Linked DNA regions of Homo sapiens: region 1 is linked to region 2. A link is a loop called in an ENCODE intact Hi-C map of the cell type or tissue named here. Cell type or tissue: IMR-90. All regions are shown on one strand. Links, peaks and the distances in the headings refer to the core of each region. The heading gives the core; the rest is flanking DNA.

What was found. A loop is a pair of places that touch in the nucleus more often than their neighbours do. Peaks named below come from ENCODE experiments on the same cell type or tissue, not always from the same donor. Only the 100,000 strongest peaks of a DNase experiment are listed, where the experiment ranks them.
Region 1: a loop joins it to region 2, with 2.0 times the contacts of the local background. A loop is called at or near these places in 6 of 110 quality-filtered maps.

The regions. Positions count from the first base shown.
Region 1 is chr15:100,689,458-100,699,789 of GRCh38, forward strand. No RefSeq gene overlaps it. Among named protein-coding and RNA genes, the nearest start is that of ASB7, 92 kb to the left of the region's middle. In IMR-90, for the core only: no CTCF peak of the experiment used is centred there; a DNase peak (open chromatin) is centred at 5,444; H3K27ac peaks cover 177 bases.
Region 2 is chr15:100,753,846-100,764,177 of GRCh38, forward strand. All of the region lies in intron 2 of LOC105371024 (a long non-coding RNA gene), which reads left to right. Among named protein-coding and RNA genes, the nearest start is that of GCAWKR, 91 kb to the right of the region's middle. In IMR-90, for the core only: no CTCF peak of the experiment used is centred there; DNase peaks (open chromatin) are centred at 5,416 and 6,076; H3K27ac peaks cover 971 bases.

The sequences.
Region 1 (10,332 bases), core at 1,347-9,346, 64 kb before region 2:
CCAACCAGCCCACTGAGATGGCCTGAGATTCCCAGGTGCACGCATGCATGGACACACACACACACACACACACCCCTAATGGAGACAGTCCCTGATTTGAGTACTAACAGGTTGTCCTGTCCCATACCTGCCTAGAAGAGTTGTGCCATCTGGTGTTTTGTAAATGCCTGAAGGCCCCTGGGAGAAAGGGCCCTGGCCAGGCTGGATGGATGCCTCCACAATAACCAGTGAGGATGCTAAATTCCCAGGGCAAACTTGGGAGGCGCTAAGGTGCCTTTCTCTTATGATTATAGTTATCTCGTCACCTCGCGTAGATGATCAGCCCCTGATATTGAAACTCGGGAAATGAAACTGCGCCCATCCTTGGTCCCTGGGTCCCAAATGGAGTCCACTTTAGCACAGGGGTTTCAAACCAGGGTCTATGAGTTGGCTTCGGGTCCTTGTTAATTCGTTGAGAAGTGTGTGCCAACAATAATTTTTTTGGTGGAAAGGGTACATAGCTTTGTTGGATTCTCAAAAGAATCTGTGATCTCCTGAACCTTAAGAACAAGTAGATCAGGTTAATACGTTCTAAGGTAGAAGGAATTTTGGTCAATTGTGCAAATAAACTGAAAGATATTCTTGGCCAATAGTTTCAGAGAAAGTCGGTGTGAAGCCAATTCTAGGCACTTGATTAACATGATTGTTACTTTCCCTGTAATTCCTGGCCTGAAAGCCTCCCTTGGTACCACTTTTCCCAGCCAAGTGGTGCTTTCTTCCAAATGCCTTGAGGTGCCTCTCAGATTTTGGAGGGCGGCCAGTGCCATGACTTTAGGACACGTTTAACTTTCTAGGCCTCCAAAGCGCCAGGCAAGTGGCCCCTTTTCTTTTTGTTTGTCCCCTCATCCCCTTCTCGTCTCCTTATTGTTTCATGGATTTTAAAAGATTTTTATATTTTATTTTGTTCTCGATCTCATTTCCACAAAGGATATGAAGCGTCTGATTTTCTCAAGATGTAGGGTGTGTGAATTCTTTGTGTATCTTACAAATGTCCTTTCACCAGAATGTTTAAGGAGGGCCCGGATACTCAAGAATCAGTTAATAAAATCATCGCATTCACTGAAGATTGACCGCAGAAGCGTTTCCATTTGCGTCGTCACTGACAAGGCACGATGCATGTGTCTGCTCTCTGCCTTGGGAAACAGCGATCGTCTCCAGTATTGATTCTTTTGTTGGATGGTTGGACGGTTCCTTGGGGATTTGATGGCCTTACAGCCACCATCCTAAGATTGCCTCCTCGCTGGTGACAAGGCTAAGATTGTTTTGTGGATATGGCTATTGTTACTGTTCTTTCAGTATGTTCTTGATGTGAATTTGTTTTATTGTGATTTTTCTTTCTCATTACAGGAGAAATGACCTAATGCATTTAGAGTTTTGATTATGTTCCAGCTTGTTAAGGGTTTTGCCCTGCTGAACAGTTTGTGAGTTGAAGAGGCCAGAAGCATAAGGAGCTCCAGGAAGCTTCCAGCTGGCCCCTGGCAGGGAAACATGTGCCTACATTGGCAGATGTAGGCTTGAGACAGACACATGTTTCTCCATGTTGAAGCCTAAGCTTCTCCAGCTCCTGAAGAGGGACACTGTGTTTGTCATTGGCCAGGGAGTCCCCTCCAGCCTTTCTCTTTTGAACACTTTTACCCAGGGGTATAAATGATTGTGACTCTCAGTCCAGAGCTCCTGTTGAGACCCTGTATTGAGAGGTGTGCCAACAGGTGCAAGGAACCAAATCAGGCCTCTGTTCCAGCTCCTCTCTGACTTGCCTGTTCAGGGCAGCGACAGCCACATTCCCCTCAGACAATAGGAGTCCAAGTTGGCCCTTGTCCATTCTCACCCTGGTGCTCTGACTGTACACCAGGTGCTACCCAGTGCAGTGTGGTGAGCAAAGGACATTGCAGCTTCTTGGCTCTGGCTTTTGGGCACAGGTGCAACTGACCCCCAGTCCAGAGCCCTGATGGAATTAGCCCTGCCCTGGGGTCTGGGAGCAAGCTCATGGAGACACGAAGAAGGGGCGGTCCAGAGGGGTAACTCACAGATGACTAGTGTCAAGAGCAGAACTTGACGCCAGGCCCAGGTCCAGGAATGTAGCATCAGGTGGATCTGGGGTGACCCAAGAGAGCTGGACATCCTCAGATGCCTTTGTGGCTCATCATGTGAGGGGGTAGTCTTCTGTGGAAAGAGCCAGCAGACAAAGAATCAACCAACGCAATCATTTTGGCCACTTACCAATCCCTTGGGTAAAAGTCCATTGGGTGTTTAACTGGCTCATCACATAGACATACAGCTTTTATGATGGTTTGACTTAGGGTTTTCCAACTTTACAGTGGTGCAAAAGTTATACACGTTGACTAGAAACCATACTTCAGTACAGTATTCAACAAACTGCATGGGGTATTCAACACTTATTATAAAATAGGCTTTGTGTTAGATGATTTTGCCCAACTGTAGACTAATGTCAATGTTCTGAGCATGTTTAAGGTCAACTAGGCTAAGCTATGATGTTTGGTAGGTTAGGTGTATTAAATGCATTTTCGATTTATGATATTTTCAACTTATGAAGGGTGTATTGGGATGCAACCCCATTGTAAGTCAGGGAGCATCTGTAGTCTTTATAGGCCAATGTTCTCATGGAATAATGAGGCAGACACTCAGAGAAGCTGTGTGAGGTGCCCAGAAGTCTTGTCATTTAGCTCAGGTTCAGTCCTACTCCCTCTGTTCACGGCTCCTTCACTCCCACCAGACAGTCCCATTCATTCCCTTAACATATTGTCCTGAGTTTGGTTTTGACATTTCCTTGTCTTCAAAGCCCAGCAAATTCAATGCCTTGCATCTGAACTCTTCCTCTAGGGAGTTTGGAATACTCTCTATGCATCTTTTTAGACTTCTGGAATGTTGTTAACCTTAAAAGTAGGAAATCGTTGAGGAGGCACTTGAAAGTCCCTGGCTTACAGTATCACGCTTAGTCATTCCTCACTGAGAATTCTCTCAACTTTCATTTCTTAAGGGTTACCAAGCAAGTCACATCCTCAACTTTCATTGGCAAGACCTTCATGGTTGCTATGAGCCAGTTCAAAGAGAGCAGGGTCTCGGGCTTTGGCCTCAGACCAGCAAGCTGGGGCTGGCCTGGCCTTTGCCCTAATTCCTGGATATCTGTAACATCCCATGTCACTGGATAAATGCAGTGAAGCCATTCCTCCTCTAAGGGTCAAAGATCTGTGGTCAGGCCACAGAGCAAAGCCGAGTTAGGAAGACTCCAAGGTAACAGAGTTTTAGGAGCACAGAACCAGTGCAAGGAGCAAGCAGCTGAGAGATGCTGGAAGTGGTGTGGAAGTGGCGTTCCATTTCAGGGGATGGCTTCTCACTCTCACCCTCTGGCTTCCATTTCTTATGGGCAGTCACTGCCCTCAGTAAGACTGATGGCGCCCATGTTCTCCTCTTAGCTCTCCTTTGGGATGTGCACGGACCTCAGGCAGTGGGCATCATTAAGCATGTGCTTCAGCATAGTGAAAAGATAGGATGCTGAGGGTGTTGCCCCCGTGGGGGCCCCTCTTCATCTGCCGCTTCCAAGTGGCTCCCGTACTAAGACACATTCTGTGGCTGCAGGAAAATGAACCTTTGCCCACCCAGTCTGTCCAGCATGATGCTTCAACTCTGCAGCAACGACATGCTTCGACTTTGCAGACAGCCTTAGGGGTGGATATCAACTCTACAAGCATTTAGTGAATAAGCACACTGTCTTGTAAGGAATATATACAAATATATGTATAGCATTAATGGAGTTCCTGCCACATGCTAGGAGGCTCTGGGCACTTTACCCTATGGTGCAGCATTTAATCCTCATAGAATATTCCTCATAGAAAAAAGGTAGGTGCTATTATCATCTCTACTTTAGAGACAAGGAAAGTAGACTTAGCAAGAGGAAGTGGCTCTCCTCAGGCCACATGGGTAAAGTGGCAGAATGAGGCTCAAACCTGGGGCTGTGCGGCTCCACTGTCCACATACCTCCCACGAGCTGGTCAGCCTCTGAGTGATAATAGTGGCTTTGAAGGCTTAGAGGGAATGGCTGTAGCTGGGTGTCCAAGCAAGCCATATCTGTAAAATGAGTGCCTTCTAAGTGGGTAGAACTCAGAGGAGCAGAGAGGAAAGGAGGGAAATTCCAGGTGGGTTGGGCCAGGAGTGCAAACATACATAACTGGTTTGATGGATGGAGAGTGAACAAGTTTGGCCAGAATCAAGCAGCGTTTCTCAACAGGGGCACCACTGGCATCGGGATGAGACAATTGTTCAGTGTGTGGGACTGTTCCAGGCATTAGAGGGTAATTCTCATGCCTGGACCCTGCCCAGTAAGTGCCACCCCCATCCTAATGACAATGAAAATGCTTCTACCCATTTCCAAACACCCTCTAGGGCACCCCAGGTTGAGAACCACTAGAGAAATGAGAGCTGGAAATCAGCTGGGGACTGTTATTGGGATAAGACTGAGGAGGGCCTTGAAAGCCAAACAAGGTTAGCCTTGAGACTGGAGACGATGGGGAGTGACTGAAGGTTTATGAATGAAGAAGAGTGTGCGGGGCGGCCAGGGGGAGGCACTGGAGAGGAAGAGAACCTAGACTCCAATGAGAGCAGACTCTCAAGGTAGCTGAGAATGCCTGTAAGCCACCTTCTGCCAGTCCTACAGGGATCAGTGTCATATTCACATGAAAGAGCCCAGCACCACCACCAACAGAGGTACAATGACACAGAAGTGTGCATGACTCCCTGATCAATCTCTAAATCAGGGGCTCTGCTCAAGGCATGGTGGGGAATCAAGGCTAGATAATAAAGAGATAAACTACCCTGATATTACTAACAGAAAGGAAGCAAGGAAGGAAGGAAAGGAGGGAGAGAAACTAAAAGAAAGATGACTGGGAAGCTTGCCAATGATTATTTCTTTGCCTTTTTAGTTCAGTTTATTTAAACTGTCTCTGAGCCTGCATCCCTTTATCCAAGAGGTCATCAAACTTTGTCTTATAAACTTCATCACAGGATTAATTTGCAAACAAGGAACGTGCTGTACCAGCCATGGGTACTTGAGCTAGGAGTCTCAAGGAACTTAGTACATACTAACAGACCCTCAGAAGCCTTAGCCCTTGACCTTTAATATCTCCAGGCAGAGAAAAGTACAGGGCTGTGGAGTAGAGGAAGAAGCCCTCTGAGGTCCATGTGAGCTGGCTGTCTCCACATGTGTCCTGAATGAGAGCAGCTCCGCTGGGGAATGAAAACCAAAACCTAGACCCCTAGCTGCCCTTTGGGACCACTGGGCATTGCTCTTTGGCCTGGAAAAGATGCCGTAACTGCTAGCATTCCAGTTATCAGACAGCTTCAAGAATGATATGTAGTTTTGTTTATAAGGAAAAATGCCAAGCCCCTGAGAAAATTCCCAGAACAATGATTGTAACTCATGACAAGACAGAGTATATGAAGTTTTTCTGGCGCCTTGGCCCAGGCTGTTGATGTAGGACCTTGTGGGATTTTCTTTTTCATCCTCCAAGAAGTTATGCTTTTTCACCAAAATACTGATTTTTAAAAATGAAACTTCATGGCTCTTTTGGGAGGATTCAAAGGAATTCTATCCTAATATCACTATTTCTAAAGAACTTTCTCCACTTCATTTCAGCTGGGCTGTAAGTTCTCATTTCCCATCCAGAGTAGGGGCTGATTTTGTAATGCGTTATCACACTGATACTGAATTTTAACTCAGAGGGTGGGGTGGCGTGATCTTGGTTTAATAAAATTTAAAATTCCCCAAGTCCTACTAATACCCACAACTCTATGACGGCAGAACAAATTTTGTTATGTATTTAGTGAGGAACACTACCCTGGATCATATTCCAAACTTCTGCCAGTTCTGAAAATGTCTAGCCAATATCTCTTCAAATACTGACTTTTCTCCATTCTTTTCCTCTCCTTCTCTGACTCTGATTAAATGCATGTTGGTCTTCTCATTCCGTCGTCCACATTTCTTAACTTCTCTTTCACATTTTCCATTTTTTGTCACCGTGCTTCATTCTAGATGATTTATATTGACCTAGCTTCCAGTTCCCAAATTCTTTCTTCAGCTTTTTCTGCTTTTGTTGAACCTGTTGACTGAGTTTTAAATTATGATTATTCCTTATTTTTATTCCTAGAAGTTCCATTTGGTTCAATTTCAAATTTGCTATGTCACTTTTTATAGTTTCCTATTCTCTGCAGGATATTTTAAGCTTCAAAAATCTTTTAACATCAAGAAGTGTAGTTATTTTATAATTCATGTCATATGATTCTAGAATCTGACTTTTTGCAGGTTTGTTTCTGCTGTTCATTCTTTCTATTGGATCTCACTCATGGTGCCTTGTTTCCTTATGTGCTTGGTTATTTTTTATTGTATAATGCTGACTGTCCTTGAAAAATTATTTGTGGGATGAAGTGCTTCCCTTCGGGATTTGCATTTGTTTTTTCCTGAAGTTGCCTGAGGTCACTGCTAGTCAAAGAGTACTTTAAACTAAATTCGCACTTAAGATTAGTTTGGGACCATCCCAGGAATGTGAATTTGGGATGCAGATCTCCCTAAAGGCCTACTTACGATTACAAATATTGAGAGGACATCGCCATCCTCTCCTGCTCTGTTCAGTGCCTCATTTAATTCCCTCACTCGGATGGGAGAAGATTACTACTGACTCATTTTTATTCTGAGGGTATAGCTTTTTGGGCTCATGATTTAATGTGGGGAGATTCTCCTGTTATACTCTTCACTTTTGTTTTTCCCCGTCACCATCAGGAACCAATCAAAGTTCAAGTTTGCTGGATCAGCAGTTGCCCTCAAAGCAAAAGCAACTCCAGTATTGCTCTTTCGTTTCTGGGGCTCCCTCTTTCTCTTAAATGTTTGGCCTAATAATTCCTCACTATTAGGTTGCAACATATGATATTATTATTAGTACACCATTTTTGACTGTCAAAAAGACAACTTTAATAAATCTAATATTTAGCCAGCTTTTGGATGCTTCAAAATATGTGTCTCTCCTATTTTATCTGACATTTGTCATTGTTTTCTGCAGAAGGGTTGACCCAAATAATCCAGTCTGCCAAATTCCCAGAAGTAGAGTCTGCCTTTCAGCTCTTCCGGTCGATGCTTGTGGGAAGACTTTCCCCTCTCCAAAGCCAGCTCACCCATGTGTGATCTCTGGGAACTTTCTCCCACATAGTACCTTCTTATCTTGGGTGACCACAGTTTTTCTCTTTCAGTTAACCCCTTCTCTTCTGCCATTTTGGCTTAGTAGTTCATGTTTCTCTCTCTACTGGAAAACTTTTACAACAAGCGGGAATGACTTCTTTCTCATCATCTAACTACTGCAAAGAGTAAATTAATACAGAGAAAGACCATGAAAAATGAAAAATAAGTGAACAGGAAACATGGCTGAAAGGCAAAAAGATGTTTTGAAAGGTTAATGTGAATGGAAGTCCAGAATTACAGCCATGTAGTTGCCTGTCAGAGCAGCTGATCCCATTTGTAGCAGGAAGATAGAGGGCCACCGAAAGAGATCTCCAAAAAAAATACAAAATGAATAGATTATGGAGTGTACTTAAATATAATGAGAGGAGAATGTATCCAGAGGAGATGTTAATGAATAGCTAAGCAAAACAAAACAATAACAACAATACACATGCACACACAGGAAAACAAAGAAGCAAAGAAAGAAAGGAAGGAAGAAACAAAAACCTAAAGCCATTATTAACTTCAGGGAAAAGAAAAGCTGTAAAGCAAAGGAAAGATGGTCACTATGTGTATGGCTCAGCTATAGATAATATTTACATATCCATGACTATGTGGATATAAAAATTGGTTTATTGTGGTAAAACTATATTAGGAGAATGGGGAGTATGTGTGTGGGTGAGGGGTGGTATAAGAGAGCTAAATTCTTATTTTCCCATTGTAGGAAGTCAATAGGTAGTATCTAAACTTAAAAAAAATAAAAATGTGCTCATATGAACATGTCATTTAGAAATATGGCTCTGTGAAAATGTTGAAAGAAGTAGGTAAAATAGGTCAAGGTGGCTGCATCTGAAGATTCAGAATAAAAAGTAAGTGTGGCAAAAAAAAGTGAGTGTAGCAAGAAACTACTTTTTAAAATTATAAATCTAGTATCATTTGACTTTTAAAACTGTGTGCTTTTATTACTAAGATAAAACATGAAAATTAAATTAAAAATATAAATATTACAAACAGACAAAATTATCATGGTTGATTGCATATCTTGAAAACCTGAGAGACTAATTAAAACTTAGTATTGAGTAGAACATGTAGCAGGTTTGCTGGATACAAGGTAAATATACAAAAATAAATAGCCTTTCTCTATTATCAAAATTCAGTTAGAAATGAAAATGGAAATCTCCTACTCATCTTAGTTATTTAAAATCCTGCAATATTCATAGGAATAAAAATAAAACTAGCAAGAAGAATCTAACACCTACTGAAGAACATTATACAACTTTATTAAAGAAATTAAAACAACATTGGAGAGACATATCACATACCTAAATAGAAAGTCAAAATTGTATAAAAATGAAAATGAAATGTGATTTTAAATGGAATCCCTATACTATATCTTTAAATAAATATATCTTAAAGGTAATTGAAAAGAACAAAGTCTGAGAATAGCCTGGAACAACTTATAAAAGAATGGTGTGAGGGGAGTAGTTTGCCTCAGGGGATACTACAGCTTTAAAACTGCTTTAACAAAACAGTATGGCATTGACACACAAATATTCACATAGAGCAGTGAAACGGAACAAATCCAGAAACGGTAACATTTTCTTCATCATCTTTGGCTTGTTTCATTGTTGCAAACATGTATTGCTTCATAATTTAAAAAATCTAATAAAGATAATTCAATAATAATCCAATGAAATATTTTCATGTATATGCATTTTAAGTATTTCTTTAGAAAAACAATGGTATTGTCAGATGACTTTCTCTTTTTCTGCATGTGTTTTTCTTCTTTTAAAAATTCTAACGCTCATTACCAACTATCCAGTAACACAGAAGTATATTAAGAAAAACTTGCAGGTTTCTCTTCAAGACTCAGTCCTTGTTCCCTTCTCAGAGGAGATTTAGGGTGTGTTCTCCCTCTTAATCACTAAGATTGCTTTGCATGGTCCAGATTGCGTGGTCATTTTATGGTCCTATATACTACTGTACAAAGGAAAGATTGCTGCAAATATATTTAAGGATTTAAAAACTTAAATGAAATAATTTTTAAAAATTTAAAATAATTCTGCACTTACTATTCTTTGACTATTTTTAAACATATCTTTTTAAAATGTCTCATGCAACAGAAACATAGATTATTAAAAGTTCTTCATCACAGGTCCCATCTTCCCACCTCACTCCCAATCTGATTTCTCTTGCTAGAGTAACAGGTTGGTAAGGACCATTCTAGTTCTTTGTTTCATGACATATATATATATGAGATATATATATATCTCCCTACAAATATTGTACATATATAAATATATATATATATAGAGAGAGAGAGAGAGAGAGAGAGGCACTTGAAAAATGGGTCATAACAAATGTACTGTTTTGAGGCTCTATCTTGCATTTAAGAATATACCTTTGGTCTCTTTTTGCTTCTGTACGTTTAGAACCACCTAATTCTTATGAATGATTGCATGATATTTCACAGGAGTAATACACCATCATTTATTTGGCCAGTCCCATTCTAAGAGATCTTTAAGTTTCTCCTACTTTAGCTATTATTAGCAATACTGCGGGAAATGTTCCTGAATGTGTAGCCTTGTGCACGGTGTGAGGATTTGGGTCAGGTACATTCCTAACTGTGAGATTACTGGATCAGAGGGCCGCCTGCTTTGTCAGTGGGCATCGCTCAGTGCCCTCCAAAACAGGGTGCCCATTCCATACTCTAAGAGCTTGTGATGCAGCCTTGTGATGGATTCCTTTCTTTCATAACCAAACCCACATGTCATATTATCAATCTTTAAAAATGTTTGCCAATCTGGTACATTTTTAAATGTCATCTCATTGTTTGAACTTGTGTTTTTAAGTGTAACATTTGTATTTCTTCTGTGAATTGTGTTTTGGTGTCATTTGCCTGGTTATTCTGCCCAGGTGGCTCTTTTTCTTTTACTAATTCTTAAAATTTTTTGTAGTTGGTGAATTGGGATTATTTATCATACACATTACAAATAATTTCTCCCTGAGTCTCTCTCACCATTAAACTTAGAAAATGATGTTATTAATGTACAGAACTTCTCAAATTTGTA
Region 2 (10,332 bases), core at 1,338-9,337:
GAGAGTCTGGCATGAAGGATGGGGGACAGGCAACTGAGGTTTGAGTCTTTTCTGTATACCCTAACAAGTTCTATCCATGGATGGAAACGCTATACCTTCTCATCAGACATCTGTGGGCTCCTGAGACATCAAGAACAACTTTATTTTCTTTTGTTAACATTTTGTTAGAAAAGTCCTGAACATATCCAAATGTATATACAAGGTATAAAAAACAGCCATCATTGCATCTCAATAATCATCACGTCATAGCTAATACATAGCATCTCTAGCCTGCCCATTTTCTTTCCTTCCCCTGATAGGATTCTTTTGAAGCAAATCCCACACAGCAAGTATTTTAGTCTATAAGTACTTTAGCATTTATATCTAAAAGATAAGACTCTTAAAAAAAAACCATATTGCTATTATGAAATCTAAAAATTTTAACAATAAAAATGTCATATATTCTTATTTCCTGAACTATCTCATAACTCATTTTTACAGTTGGTTTGTTTGAATCAGGATTCAAATAAAGGTCACACATTTCATATGGATTGATGAGTCTCTTAAGCATCTTTCCCATCCCCCTTAATTTTCCTGTTGAAGATCCAGGTCATTCATCCTGTGGAGTTTGTCAGATTCCGGACCTTGCTGATTGCATCCCTATGGTGTCATTTAACATGATCTTCCATCTGCAGTGTTTCTTATAAAATGGTAGATCTGTGACTTTATAATAAACAGGTTGGATTTTTTTTGGCAAAAATACTTCATGGGTGGTGGTGTGTACTTCTATCAGGAGACACATAATCTCTGGTTCTCTCCCCTTCTGTGCTATTAAGATGGATCAATGGTTTCAAATATTGTTAGCCTGATCCATCAGTTATTAAAATTCCCCATCAGCTTTTTGCCTAATGGTTTTAGCAGACATTGATGACCATTAGAGGTTTCAAAATGGTGATCTTCCAACTTTATCATTCCTTCTCCACGTGTTAACTAAAATACTTCTACAAAGAGAAACTTCCTCTCACCAAAAACTTTGTTACCCTGAGGCACAGTTCCTTCAGGGAAGGCCAGATAAATGTTTAATTTTTTCCCCTTTGTTTACAGATTTCAGAATAATAAACTGGCATTCCATTAGCCTTAAAAGTTAAAAATGAGTTTGGCGTCTGTCTCATGTTTTTTTGCTTATCATTATGAACTCACGGATTAGACATATTTATGTGTTTTTTATGCTTCAATGCATTGTAACTGCTGTTCTTGATGCTCATATTGTACTACCTTTGGCCAGTAGGAGCCTTCTGCGGTCCTACAAAGAATCCCTTTGACCCAATAGCAGCCGTCCATGACTGTGTACATGTTCTCAGATTTGACAAGATGATCCAGGTTTATCTTGTGTATTTCCTGCTCCACACCTGGATCCAGACATTTCTTCAAAGAGCCTGATTTCTTTTGGTGAAAAATGGAATTTAGAGACCAAAATCGAGGCATTTGTGGTGTTTATCACTCGTCGGCTGATCATTGTTTCTAGGCCTTTGTGAACAAATGGAACAAGGAAATACATTTTTCTTAAAGGAAACACATTATGAGTTTATTCTGATATCTTCAGATTCAAATTTAGTATTACAAAGATTTTACATTGGACCTCTTTTATTTAAAATCTTGATTCCTAACATTTGTACGGTTATTTACTTCATGTTAGCATATACATAAGCTTGAGAACATCAATTCCCAAATGATTTCTAGCAACATGATTAGTAACAATTAAGATTTCTTTGCAGTTACTTTTTTTGGTCATTGGGGTATACCGCACTAGAAATGTTCCATAGAATTACTGTGTTTTAAAATATACCCCTCTGTATGGCTAGGACATTAAGTCAATACAGAGACTTATTTCATTAAATCTGACTTTTTATTTTCACAAATTACTTTATAAATGTTCCTCATATTTCACTTTATGTAGAACATTTATATTGCACAAAAACAAAAGTTTCTCTTTAAAAATGTATTCTTCAATTGTTTTTTCTTCACAAAATGATATATTCTGGAGATTGTCTTTAGCAATGCATAGAGAGAGTCCTCATTTCTCTTAACATCTGAATAATTCTCCATTGAGTAGAAGTACTATAGTTTGAACACTAACTTTATATGATTGTATTTGTGGACATTTTAATTGTTTCCTGTCTTTTAATATAACCATGCATGTTTAAAAAACATTTTGGGAATATGTATTTGTAATAGATTTCTAAAGGGAGATTTCTGGATCAAATGCTTGTGTAATTTTGCTAAATATTTCAAAATTTCTTTTCATAGTGTTGAATAATTTTTTCTTACTCCCACCAGCACTAAGTTTCTCATCAAACTTTTGGATTTTTGTCCCTTAAATGTAAGAATAATACTCATTATAGTTTTCATTTAAATTTCTCTTATTGTGAAGGTGGTTAATCAATGTGCATGTGGATGAGGGCTATTTGCATTTTTTTCTGATATATCTGCTCATAGCTCTGGCTTATTTTTCTATGAGATTCTTAGTCTTTTTCTTCTCTCTTTTAAGAAACTCTTTCACAATCTATTTTTCCTTTTTCATTTATTTATGGTGTTTTTGTTTGTTTTTTTTTTCATGCAAAAGTTTTCCTCTGTTTATATGCTGTCAAATTTGTCAGTCTTTTCCTTAATTGCTTCTGGATTTTCAGTCATAGTTTAGGAACATTTTTCCCCCACCCTGAATTATCAGTAATTTATTCATTTTTTATTTTATATGATTTCTTATTATTCCATAATATTAAATATTTAATCTCTGAACTAATAAGAAGTTATCTTTGTATACAGGGTGAGAAACAAATCAGTTTTCTCTTTTTTTTCTGTAGCTATGCAGGTATTATTCCAGTGCCACTTATTTTAAAAGTCTATTTTTTCTCCACTGATTTGAGATGCTTCCTTTGGTGTATATTAAATTTCCATGAGCGGTTGAGCCTATTTCTGGATTTTTCTATTCTGTCCCATCAGTCTGTGCACCAGTTCTATACTGTTCTTTTAAATGATAAAAACTTTGTAATATGTTTTAATATTTGGTAACGCTAGTTTCTCCACATTGTTTTTTCAGATTTTCCTGGCTATTTCTGCTTGTTTGTGCTTCAATTAAACCTTTGAATCAGCTTGCCTAGCTCCAGAAAAAAAGCCATAATATTTATTGAGAACATGCCAAATTTATAAATTATTTTAAAATAAATTGATATCTTTTTGATGTTCAGTCTTCCTATCTACGAACATGGTATATCTCTCAATTTCCTTAATTACACTTTTGCATCTTTCACAAAAGTTTCATATTTTCCTTGAATAGGTTGCACATTTCTCATTAAGTTTACACTAAGGTCTTTTTTCTCCCTATCAGAAATGAGATCTTCCCTTTTATTATTCCTCCTAGATGGCCTTTGTTTATAGATATGGAGGCTTTGGCTCCTGTTTATTCATTTCATAGCCTGCTATTTTACTGAATTGTCTTATGGTTTGCCTTAGCTTTTCCAGTGATTATTTGGGGACTCTCCTAATATATCATCATATCATCTACACAGATTTTTTTTTATTGTTATTGTTTCCTTTCAAATTGATCTGCTTGTAGTTATTTCCTCTTTTTCTTTCTTTGGCTAATCCCTCCAATACAACTTTATACAGTAATGATGATAGTGAACATCTTTGCCTTGGTCCTGATTTCCTGATTCTATTTGCTTAGATTTTCTTTAACATTTTCCTATCAATGTTAGTGAGTGAGATTGGTCTGTAGTTTTACTTTTAGTTAAACTCTTTGTCAAGTTTTCAAACCAGTAATACTCTTGGCTTTGTAAATAATTGGAAGTTTCCCTCTTTTCCTGTGGAGTGGAGTAATTTGAGAAGCACTGAGAAATGATTTGGACTTGATGCCCTTTGGGGGCGTCTAGGAGGAGCTCTAACTATTTTCTCTATCACTTCTATGATCATTGGTCTGTTCAGACTTTTGGAAGAAAAGACTTTAGAGGAACTACTTCTGAAGAGTTGTTACTTGTGGGAATTGAAGAAAGAAATGCAAATATTCTTTGTAGCTCAGGAACCATGGAAACTGGTTTTATTGGAATATGACTTTGCTTTTATGCCTCAAACACTTAGAAAGAAGGAATAGTTTTTCCTCACAACTTGGTGTTAGTACTTCTTGGAATTAAAATGTCATGGAGAATATGTTATGAAACAGATAGTGCTCTGTAAGTCCCATCTTTTCTTGGGAACAAATATTAATATGAATTCCTATGTATGTATTACAGGAAAGCTGGGGCTCCAAAGAGCACCAAGTACATACTTTTCTTTCTTTCTTTTTTTTTTTTGAGACAGAGTCTCGCTCTGTTGCCCAGACTGGAATGCAGTGGCTCAGTCTTGGCTCACTGCAACCGCTGCCTCCCAGGTTCAAGTGATTTTCCTGCCTCAGCCTCCTGAGTAGCTGGGATTACAGGTGCCTGCCACCACACCCAGCTAATTTCGTTTTTGTATTTTTAGTAGAGACGGGGTTTTACCGTGTTGGCCAGGCTGGTCTCGAACTCCTGACCTCAGGTGACCTGCCCGCTTCAGCCTCCCAAAGTGCTAGGATTACAGGAGTGAGCCACAGCCCCTGGCCACAGTAAATGTTTAATGAATGTTCTTTTTTTGACCGGGAATCTGACTCTGTCACCCAGGGTGGAGTGCAGCAGTGCCATCTCAGCTCATTGCAACGTTTCCGCCTACCCCGGGTTCAAGTGATTCTCCTGCCTCAGCCTCCAGAGTAGCTGGGATTAGAGACACCTGCCACCACGCCTGGCTAATTTTTTTTTTTTTTCTATTTTTAGTAGAGATGGGGTTTCTCCATGTTGGCCAAGCTGGTCTCGAACTCTTGACCTCAGGTGACCCGCCCACCAAGGCCTCCCAAATGCTGGGATTATGGCCATGAGCTGCCACACCCGGCCTGTATGCTTCAACTTCATGTCATTTCAGGAGTTAAGTAAATAGATCAATGTTTAATTTTGTTTAAAATCTCTAGTAGAGTTAATAATGCATTAAAATTATGATGATTATTTTTGAACTCTCTTGTTGACATTTGCCAAATTAGGATAGTTTAATTATTTGGGGTTTGCAATTTTGCGCTGAAAGGCACATCATGGGGTTTAAGTGCCGTTTCTGTTTTACTCTTAAGAGATCACAATCCTCCACTCTTACTCCTCACTTGCTTTTTCTCTAGATAATAATTTCCACTAGAACTTTGGGGAGCTCAGCAGATGCAATTGGATTTTTTTGTCCAAACTAATGACTTGTTTCTGGAAAGAAAACTGTTACCATCAACGGGATTCTTTTTCTTTTTTAAAACATTATACAGTGTTTGGTTCAGGCCAGCGGTGTGGGATGGGATTTAGTCTCCGGATTTGCCAAGATGTTTATGCAGCAGGAATGTTACTTATGTAAGCCTGGAAGCGCTCCTGATGTGCTATAGCCTCCTCTTCCATCACAGCTTTTTTTCATTAAGAAGTTGATCTTCCTTTCATGATACCACATTAAGTGGCTGAAAGGAAAAGAAAAAAATTGTTTACTGTACTAAATAACCTAACTCTCCGCAAAGCATCCATTTGGTTAAAGGAACTGCAAGGAGCTCTGGAAAACGGGGCTGAGAATTGTTTTGATGCTCTCAGCTTGGCCCCTCACTCACTTCCTGTTGCTCTCTAGTTGCAATCAAACTCATATGTGGGAAAATAGAAAATGCTTTTAAAAGAAAAGAAAGATGAATTCACAAACAAGCAAAACACCCTCTTTTACATTTTTTCTGGGGACTGAAATTTCCATGTAATGGAAAAGTGTCAAATGAGAGAAATCATCAACGCTAAACATGAATGAAACACAAATAAAAGCTATATGTGAGAAGCTAAGGAAGAAAAGGGTTAAACTCACCCTGCCACAGATGAGTAAATATCTACATGTTTATATAACCAACCAACAAACTCACTGAGAGCAAACAGGACATTGTGAGGTGAAAACAGAGCTGTGAAAGTCGGACACTCCCAGCCCTCCCGGCTTATCTCATCCTCTGCTTTTCTGTGGATGCTGCCCTATGAGTCAGACGAGATGAGAAACTTTAATCATTCTAAGCAGATGTGTATCAGCACTCTCTGATAAAAGCATGCCAGCACACTGCACCAGTCTGTATCGGCACCCATCCTCCAACAAAGCAATGGTCCCTCAACCAAGACGGTAACAGCTCAGGTTAGACTAGCCCAGCGACCCCTCCCTGGGCTGTTCTGTGACATCAGCAGTGCAGAGACGGAGATTCTTCGCAGAGGGTCCTAGGCTGGGCTTGAAGCATCAGTAGGTGTTTACCTTCTGCCCGTAGCTGTATGAACTTTCTGAATGTTGGAGGTGTGCTGCTACGTTGACGTGGTTTTCACGTGTGGGCAGTGAGTGAGGCTAGGGCCACAGTCCTGAGAAGTGGCCTCTTGCTTGAAAAAAACTGTCATTTTCATTGGACAAGAGGTGCAGCCTCAGCCCAGAAACATCATGGGGGTGGGAGTCCCTATTATTTCTTCCTTAATTATCTCTCCAACTAATATTGAGCAGCTAGATACTGGCAGGGCTGCCACATACGGCTGTGCAAGCTGCATACTGGACAAGGGTGCTGTATCCGAGACATTATTCCCACGGTAGCTGTCATAGATTTGCATGTTTATTGTGTTGATTTTCTGGAGGACACCAGGAAAGTACCTTGAATCAGGAAGTCCTGTTCCCAAGTTTCATAAAAGAGCTATATGTGCTTGAGGGACTGTGTGCACAGGGCTGGGTGTGCAGATCCAAAGATGCAGGGGAGCACAGGAGCCTTCCAGGGTTCTGGATTTTGTTGTATGTGCACCAAGGCCAAGGGGGCTAGGTGGCGAGGACCCTGCAGGATCTCCTGGGATCAAGGAAAGAGGAGGACCCTGGCCTCCCAGGACCAGGCCCCTAAAACAAGTCATATATATTGGACAGTCTGTTGAGTGGCACTACCCTATAGAAACACAACGTGAGCTGTAAATACCAGCCACGTGTCATTTCAAAGCTTCTGGTAGCCATATTTTTAAAGTGAAAAGAAACAGATTCTAATGTATATATTATCTATTATGTTAGATATATTAGATATACATATATCTAATATATATTATGTTATCTATATATCTGATATATATCTAATATCTAAGATATTATTATATATAAAAATACATATATAAATTTTGGTACAAAGTCTTTGAAATCCAGTGTGGATTTTACACTCTCAGGACATGCCAATCTGGACTAGCCACACTTAAAGGGCCCGGTTGCCTGCTGTATCTGGTGGCCCCCAGCTGCTTGTACATCTCTGGAGTCTTGCTAGCTACCATTTGAATCCTCTCTCCAGCTGAGGGTGCAGCCTCCCTTCTTGGAGCAGTCTAAGCCTTGGGTCTCTAAAGGGCCAAAAGTGTGGATGAGTGTTGGGGGTCCTTGGGCAGCCGCACCCAATGGTGTTGTGGGGCTCAAGCAGGTGGGTGCTCCTGCCCACCCCTGTGCCACACCCTGAATCACTTCCCTGGTCAGCCCCGGGGCCTGGGTGTACTTGGTTGAGTAAGTCAGCACTTTTGGGAGATGCAAGGCAAATAGAAACCCGGGACCCGGTGCTGTTCTCATCTGAGGAAGAAACCACCACAAACCACTCTTTAAGGAGCCACATGAGTGAGCAAGTTCAGAGACACAAGCAGCCACAGAACTGCGTGGCCTCCCTCCAAAACGCTAATGACGATGGTGGTCACAGTGCCATGACCACAGTTCCAGGCGTGGTGCTCGGCACTGTATCTGATTTCCACAATGCACACCAGCTCCTTGGGAGGTAGATCTTAGCACCCTGCCTTGTGAGGAGGAAGCAGAGACTCAGAAAGACAAGTGTATTGCTCAGGGTCTCATGATCCAGGCAGGGAGGCTGGCAAAGCCTCCACAGCGTCTGCTGCCTCTTCCGGGTCACCAGCAGCTGGACATGAATAGAGGTGTTATTTACACGGTCCAAAACGTTGGCCAAATCCACTGGGCAGGGTTGCCTTGGTGACCTGTTGTCCCATAGAGTCTGGCATCATTGCCAGAGCCTGCAAAAACAAAGTTAGACTGAGGTTTAGATGGCTTCGTGTGGAAGCTTCCCTGCTCATCCCTACATGTGGCACAGTATCCTGAAAGAGAAGAGCCATTGGAGTCTGTTTCAATTCTTCTCTGGGTTCATTTGGGACACTTGGGAGCAGGTGGAAGGTGCCTTGTCCCTGGCCAGGTGTAAGTCAGATCTCAGCTGTCACCTGTGAGGGCAGCCAGGACGTGGGACGGGCTTGGAGAGGAAGAGAAAGGAATGTGGGGTGATGAGACAAAGGAAGAAGAGGAGAGAGAGAGAGAGAGTGTGTGTTTCATGTGTGTTTCAGAAACAGATTGACAGTGTCAGGAGCTGAAAGAAGATGAGGACCAGTCAGCGCAGGGAGGCGAATTTTGAGAAATACCCAGCGGAGTGCTCTGAGTTGAGGCTTAGAGAAGAGACAAAAGGTTTGCAAAGCAGAGAAAGTCAGGGATTCGAACTGTGGGTGGGTGGCCCTGGGGTAGAGCCAGGGCGCCTGGGTGCAGAAATGTACTCCATGCAAGAACTTTCTGGCGGGCACAGTCGGAGGAGGGGCTGCCTCAGCAGGATGTGTTCCCCACCCCCGGAGGTGGATAAGTTTGCGCATAGTCACAACTTGGCGTGGATTACATGGACCTGGAGCTCAACGAGGTGTCCTTAGTGGGATGGAGTACTGCCTTCAGCAAGACGGCAAGAACAAAGACAAAGAGGATGCTACAGTGAACCTGGAAAGCTCTAGGTGAATCTTTTTATGAGTTTAAAAAATAAGAGTCTGTGTGATGAAAATTACAAGCCACTGATGAAAGAAATCAAGGAAGACCTAACGCATGGAGACACGTCAGGGTTCATGGATTCGAAGGCTCAGCACGACAGATGTCTCTTCTACCCAAACTGACGGCAGTTTTAACACCATTCCTATCAAAATCTCAGCAAGGTTTTTACAGATACAGACAAGCTTATTCTATAATATATATGAAAAAGGAAAGGCCCGAGATAACAATCTCTGACAGAGGAGAATGAAGTAGGAGAAACCACATACCCGGTACTGAGACTTACTACAGAGCTATAGAAACCAAGCGTGGTGCTGGCAGAGGGCAGACACACACATCAGCAGCACCGAATGGAGGCCCAGCGCTTGACACTTCCTGACCTGTGAGTGTTGACCCATCAGATGAGTTCCGGAGTCTCTTCCCCCCCTCTCCTTGCCCTTTATCCCTGGGGAAGTCCAGTGCTGACAGGGAGCTTCCATGCCACCCTGGCATGGGACAGGGGCCATCTAGGTGGCAGGCCAGCCTTCAAACCTCTGCACATCCTCACTGAATGGGGCCCCCACTCCATGTCCTCTACTGCCAACTCTTAGCCATCTCCACCTCGCTCCTAGGAGCCCCAGAAAGCTGTGAGTGCCCCCCAGGCCATTTCAGCTCTGCAGAGGACAAGTGCCACCCCACCTCTGTCCCAGTCTCCTCCAGACCGTGTCTCTCCAGATGGCCACCAGCCAGGCCACAGAGTCTCAGAGGAAAAAGGGGGTCCAAGTTCCTCTGCCTTGGCATCCCTCAACCTACCATGAGGTATCTCTGACCCCTGGAAAGTGGGGTGAGTCATCCCACAGTGCAGGGCCTGATCCTGGGGCCTCTCAGTCAGCAGGAACCCCCCTGTCATCCTATCCCACACTCTTCCCTCCTCTTCTGCAGGAAGTGCCAGATGCCTTTGTCCTCTCAAAGCTATCATCCTTGTGTGTGCTTCTGAGAGCAGGATTGGACTCCATGGGTCGAGGCTTCCCCTGCAGGCCTCACTGGGCTCTTCCGGGTCTCCCTTCCCTGAGACAGTCAGCCCCAGCCTTGAGTCTGGCTGGAAGGGAGGAAGAGCTACAGGCAAAGAGGAATGACTGACAAGGGAGCCTGTGGGGTGGGGGAACGGCTCCTCCAGCTTTAGTCAGCAGCAGCTCCCTCGTGCCTTCCTCCCAAGGGACCTGAGGAGCAGATGACCATCCCGGCTTCCCCGGCAACGGGACAGATGTGAAAAGGCCACCTCTCATATGCCTTCAAGAGGTTGCATCCAGGCAGGCAGTGGGTGCTAGAGGGGTGAACAGGCCTCCCGGCAGGGGAAGAAGTCTGGCTGAAGTCCCCTGGGCAGGAAGAGGAGCTGACAGTAGGCCAGTGGGGCCCAGGCAGCACAAAGTGTGAGGAGAAGCCAGGGGCAGGCAATAGAGCCTTTGTCTTCAT